2 separate regions of the Homo sapiens genome follow, and region 2 is linked to region 1. A link is a loop called in an ENCODE intact Hi-C map of the cell type or tissue named here. Cell type or tissue: PC-3. All regions are shown on one strand. Links, peaks and the distances in the headings refer to the core of each region. The heading gives the core; the rest is flanking DNA. Region 1 has its middle 63 kb from the start of GHR. Region 2 has its middle 120 kb from the start of GHR.

What was found. Hi-C counts contacts between places; a loop is a spot of excess contacts. Peaks named below come from ENCODE experiments on the same cell type or tissue, not always from the same donor. Only the 100,000 strongest peaks of a DNase experiment are listed, where the experiment ranks them.
Region 2: a loop joins it to region 1, with 6 times the contacts of the local background. A loop is called at or near these places in 2 of 110 quality-filtered maps.

Annotation. Positions count from the first base shown.
Region 1 is chr5:42,358,838-42,361,646 of GRCh38, reverse strand. No RefSeq gene overlaps it. Among named protein-coding and RNA genes, the nearest start is that of GHR, 63 kb to the left of the region's middle. In PC-3, for the core only: no CTCF peak of the experiment used is centred there; a DNase peak (open chromatin) is centred at 1,346; H3K4me3 peaks cover 955 bases; H3K27ac peaks cover 1,870 bases.
Region 2 is chr5:42,300,078-42,302,886 of GRCh38, reverse strand. No RefSeq gene overlaps it. Among named protein-coding and RNA genes, the nearest start is that of GHR, 120 kb to the left of the region's middle. In PC-3, for the core only: no CTCF peak of the experiment used is centred there; DNase peaks (open chromatin) are centred at 496 and 1,336; H3K4me3 peaks cover 1,070 bases; H3K27ac peaks cover 2,030 bases.

The sequences.
Region 1 (2,809 bases), core at 129-2,628:
ATTTCAAATACTTTTCATGTGTCACAAAACATTATCTTCTTTTGTTTTTTTCCAACCACGTAAAAGTATAAAAACCATTGTTAACCGGTAAGCTGAAAAAAACAACAAAGAAACAGGCGATGAGTCAGATTTAGCTTGAGGGCTGTAGTTTGCAGACCCACTACTATAAATAATAAACTCTCACAGGTTAGAGATTTTATATGAATGGCATGGAGTTTAATCTACTTCTATTTCAGCATGAGTTGTGCACACAGGCAAGTCTCTTTAAATATGCTATGTCCCAAGGCTCCCTTATAATATTTGATTATCCCAAATCTTAATTGAAGAGAGATATTCCATCTTAAAAGAATTTAAAATTACTCAGGAAGTTAGCTTTGCAGAGCATTGTGATCCATACAAGTCACCTTTTACATTTCCATTTGTGAGGCACTGACCACAGGTGGTCTCTTTCTGTGGCACATTTTCCATCTGTAATTATCTCCATCTAAAAGAAGCTTGAAATGGGCTGCTACATAAATGATGTTGCTCTCCTCCAAGCATGATGCCTGAACAAGGGGAGGCAGGAGAATTAGGAAAGATCTTGTGAGGAGAGGAAAGGATTCTTACCCCCTGAGGGAGGTTTTTTATAACCAGAACCAGTAACAAGAGTGACCCAAATTTAAATAGGGCTGACAAGTTAAAATTGTACTCCAATGGCCTCTAGGATTATTTATACAATTCCCTCACTCTTCCTCCTTCAGAAAAAAACTGTATTCCTAAAAGGATAGCATTTCCACAGCACGCCCTCCCTAGCACCACTGACAGCTCTCGGCTTTTCACCTGCAAGTGCCTTTGATCACTTTGAAAATACAAAGGGCTTTGACAAAGAACTGAAAGAAGGAGTTGGCTTCCTGTGAATTTTTCACCAACTTTGTTTCTTTCAGAGCTGGAGTCCACCATTTATATCCAAGCAACAAAACGACTGCAGCATTTGAACAGCAGAAAATTGAGAGTAGGAAAATTGAATTCTGAAGCTGAAGGACAAAGTACAGAATCAAAGGCCTTTTCTTGTAAATGAGTTATGTTCAATCTTGCTTTCTCATTTATCTTCTCTTTGTTGTTGTCAGACTATTTTCCCAACTAGATATCCATACTGGGAAGTTTTGCTTTAAGGCAATTTGATATCTAGAGATAAAAACAACATACAACTTGCAGAAGTGGTGGGTTTTCTTAGAAATTAAAAGAATTATTTGTTGCAATGGCTTTTAAAAATCCTGTGGCAAGGATCTTATATTAGTACAAACAGTCCCCAACATATAAATGGATTGTGGGCCAAAAGTTTATTTGTGAGTCAGCTGTGTGTAACTTGGAAAGCATTTACTCATAGGAACAGTGTTATAAGTAATGTCCGGACACCAGCAGTTTGTCACAATGGCTTGTGTAATCCAGTATCATACATTTGAAACAGTAAAATAACACTGTTAGAGTTTCTCTGACGACTGCTGGCTTTAATTTCACTTCAGAGAATAGAGTCTTGAGAGTGTTGTTAATTGAAGGCAGAACATGGACAGAGGGAAGAGTAAAGGAGAGATGCTCAAGGCATAAGGAACCAGAAAGAGAAGTCTGCATGTGTCATAGAAAGCTCCCTCTAGTCCACAGTTATGTCTAAAACCATCTTTTGTTGTCTCCAATTATTTGTTGTCTCCAACTAGAGCAAATAAAAATTATTCCACGAGGTATTTGAGGTGCTCTAAGCCATTCATGAAGCATAAAAAATTTTTTCCAACTTTAATTTTTCTATTGCTGATCCTGAGGGATACACAGTACGTAGTGGGAGAGACTTTGGGGCCTCCAAGAAAAAGGCCTCTGTGTAGCAAATCTGCTCTGTCACAATCTGGCCCAGTATTTATTTAAAGGGTAACATGTTTGTAAGGAGGACCCAAGCCACAGTATACCTGTGTATTATTGGAACAGACTTTTTTTATGTTTAACTTTTTATTTTGAAAAATTTTTTAAAATTATACTTTAAGTTCTAGGGTACCTGTGCACAACGTGCAGGTTTGTTACATAGGTATACATGTGCCGTGTTGGTTTGCTGCACCCTTCAACTTGTCATTTACAGTAGGTATTTTTCCTAATGCTATCCCTCCCCCAGACCCCCCCACCACGACAGGCCCCTGTGTGTGATGTTCCCTGCCCTGTGTCCATGTGTTCTCATTGTTCAACTCCCACTTATAAGTGAGAAGATGTGGTGTTTCGTTTTCTGTCCTTGTGATAGTTTGCTGAGAATGACGGTTTCCAGCTTCATCCATGTCCCTGCAAAGGACATGAACTCCTCTTTATGGCTGCATAGAATTCCATGGTGTATATGTGCCACATTTCCTTAATCCAGTCCATCATTAATGGACATTTGCGTTGGTTCCAAGTCTTTGCTATTGTGAATAGTGCTGCAATGAACATATGTGTGCATGTGTCTTTATAGTAACATGATTTATAATCCTTTGGGTATATACCCAGTAATGGGATCGCTGGGTCTTGTGGTATTTCTAGTTCTAGATCCTTGAGGAATCACCACACTATCTTCCACAATGGTTGAACTAATTTACACTCCCACCAACAGTGTAAAAGCATTCCTATTTCTCCACATCTTCTCCAGCATCTGTTGTTTCCTGACTTTTTAATGATCACCATTCTAGCCGGTGTGAGATGGTATCTGATTGTGGCTTTGATTTGCATTTCTCTGATGACCAGGGTTGATGAGCATTTTTTCATATGTCTGTTGGGGGCATAAATGTCTTCTTTTCAGAAGTGTCTGTTCGTATCCTTTGCC
Region 2 (2,809 bases), core at 46-2,545, 59 kb after region 1:
AATATTAAATGATGTATAGTTTTTAAAACTCACTCCAGGTAACAAATTATTTTTTAAGCAAAGTATTGATCTCTCTAAGTGTGCTGCCTCATTTGGAAGATAATGATAATAGTAGCACTACTTCACAGGTATTGGGGGAATTAACTAAATGATATGTGTAAAGACTGACACATACACATAGCAAAGTGCTCAAAAAGATCAGCGGCTATTGTTATTATAAAAAACACCATTTCATTTCTAAAATGTTAAACTTCTAAAATACAGATAAACAGAGAAGGCTTTTCCAGGACAGTTCTTTCCTAATTTTGAGTTCTGGGGCTATTGTGGGCCCCACTTTAAAACCAAAGTACAATGATATGGGTGTGATCAAAAGTCATGCCATAAATTCTTCCTTCCTTTCCCTGACATCTGTTAGGAATTTAAACTCTTTACCAAATGTATTTTCATGGTGACTCCACTGTGTTGACATGTTACAGGTGGGGCCCCTTTGACATAGTAAACACAAGACAGGCAAGAGGTGAGCAATTTTACAAAAATCTATGTTCAACATCCTCTTTGAGTTGAAGGCCGGTGTGGCTGAAGTGTAATGAATAAGAGAGAAGAGCAGAACTTGAGGCTGGCTAAGAAGTGGCATACTGGTTTGAAGTGCTTAGGTTTTTTTTGTTTTTGTTTTTGTTTTTTTTCTTAATATGATGGAGAATCATATGAGGGATTTAGGTAGAAGGCAGACATTATTGGATGTGCTTTTTTGGAAAGATTATTCTGGCTGCCGTACTTGCCTCAGGCAAGAAACAACCTCCCCTTCTATTTCAATTTTGTCTTTACTGTTCATAGTTGTCTGTTTTGTTGTTGCTGTTGTTTGGTGTGTATGTATGCCTTCCTTGATTAAATGTGCACTTAATGAAGATGGGGAATTACCTTATGTATCTTTATAACCCCTATAAGAAGGTACAAAGATGCCTTGTTGTGAGGTGCCTTGTAAATAATAGGTAGCCAACAAGCATTTTGTGAATGAATGCCTGGATAGACAGATGATTGAAATGACAGGACAAAGCCAAATGTGCCTTTGATATAACCCGTGCAAGTACATGGGGCTGCCGTAATGAATTAGTACATAGATGGGACCAAAGAAAGCAATCAGCCCAAATTTTCAAAACAGAATGAATGGCAGAAACTCAAGTACGAACACTTTTCCTCCGAGAATGGCAGTTTACACAGAATGTAAATAGATCCCTCTGCACTGCATTAGGCCAGAGCAATATTGTCACAGGGCATTTTGATTTATCCAAAAGAAAAGCATTTATCAACTTAGTCATTGCTATGTTTGGGAGTCATCACAAGGATATGAGCCAAATTGTGACGGTGATATTTCTCATATGCATGTCATATAAAAAGGAGATTCTTTTGCCTGCACACTATGCATGTTGTACTGTTAACTATGGCCAAGTGTTGTTATTAGCTAATTCTGTATTGCTTTTCCGCATTTAGGCCAGAATTATGGGAGCAAGAGAGAGAAGAATAATGACACTTTGTATTCTCATATAACCACAACTTTTAAGTGTCCCAAAATATTTCACAGATGTTATTCAAATTTGTGTGGAATGTGTAGCACTGAGAAGTTAAGGCCCAAGGAATCCTGATACTAAGCTAAATTTTTGTTAATCAGGCCAAGTGTGCAAAGGATGTTTTCTACCCTTCTGCTTATACATGTAATGCATTGGACAAAAATTTGTCACCCAAAGTTCCAGTGGGGTATGGAAGGCTAGTCAAGCCAGTAGTAAAATGGGGAGAAATAAATGGGGGTGGGGCAAAGACTTGACTACATTTTCCAGTAAGCTGTGTATCTGTCAGGAGGGTTAGCTGTCTCAGGTTGAGCTTTTGGAAGGACATGGAACAAAATATATTTATCCAGCAAATGGGGAAAGAATTGGGGTGGGAAGATGTCAGGATGGTAGGAAACCAAGAGAGGCCTGAGTGCAGAAAAGATGGATTGAATGGGATGTTTATTGAATGCCTGCTTATGGCGTTTAACACAAAACTGCTTTCCCATTTTTTTCCCAAATATTCAGTAAAATATGCATTGCTGAGTGATGCCTTCAAAAGGAATTGGTTCCTAGAGATAACTGTGAAGCTGAATGCAGCTTCAAGTAGAGGTGTGTGAAGAACAGATGCTCTCCTGAAGCTGGCATATGTTTATATTTACACACCCAATGTGTGCCATGTTTTTTCTGATCTATGAAAATTCTTGCCAAAACTTCTTGTAATCATTCAGAAGAAAAAAGAGCAGCTCCTCATGCCACCCCCCAGAGCTTTACCTAAAGAAAAAACATATACGTTATAAGGCATGTAGAATCCAAAATGGTGATCAATTCTTAGTTGGTATTTTCTTAAAATAATTCTTTTTTATTGAGAACTTATTTAGAGGTCCCTGTTTATTAAATCAGTCTGGACAGCATCCACTTTTGCAAATTGTTTTTGGAAATGTTACTATGCTAAAAAATACCAATTTGCCTTACACTCTTTGGTGGGTGACTGCCTTTTCCCATCTCATCCTTTCATAACCAACATCACTGACAACTGCTTGCATAGGTTACGCTAAAGGGACATATACTTGGAAGAGTAAGAGAAAAATAAGGAGATGGAAGAGTAAAGGAGTATAGGAAACTGTTTTGTGTCAGTTCCCATGGGGATTGGGGTGCTTTATTTTATCCACTCCCCCTGAAGCTTTCTGGTGTCTGTCATCCACCCTCACCCAATGAGTCTGCTTTTCTTGTTTATTTTTAAAATAAAATTTAAATTAAATATTGAA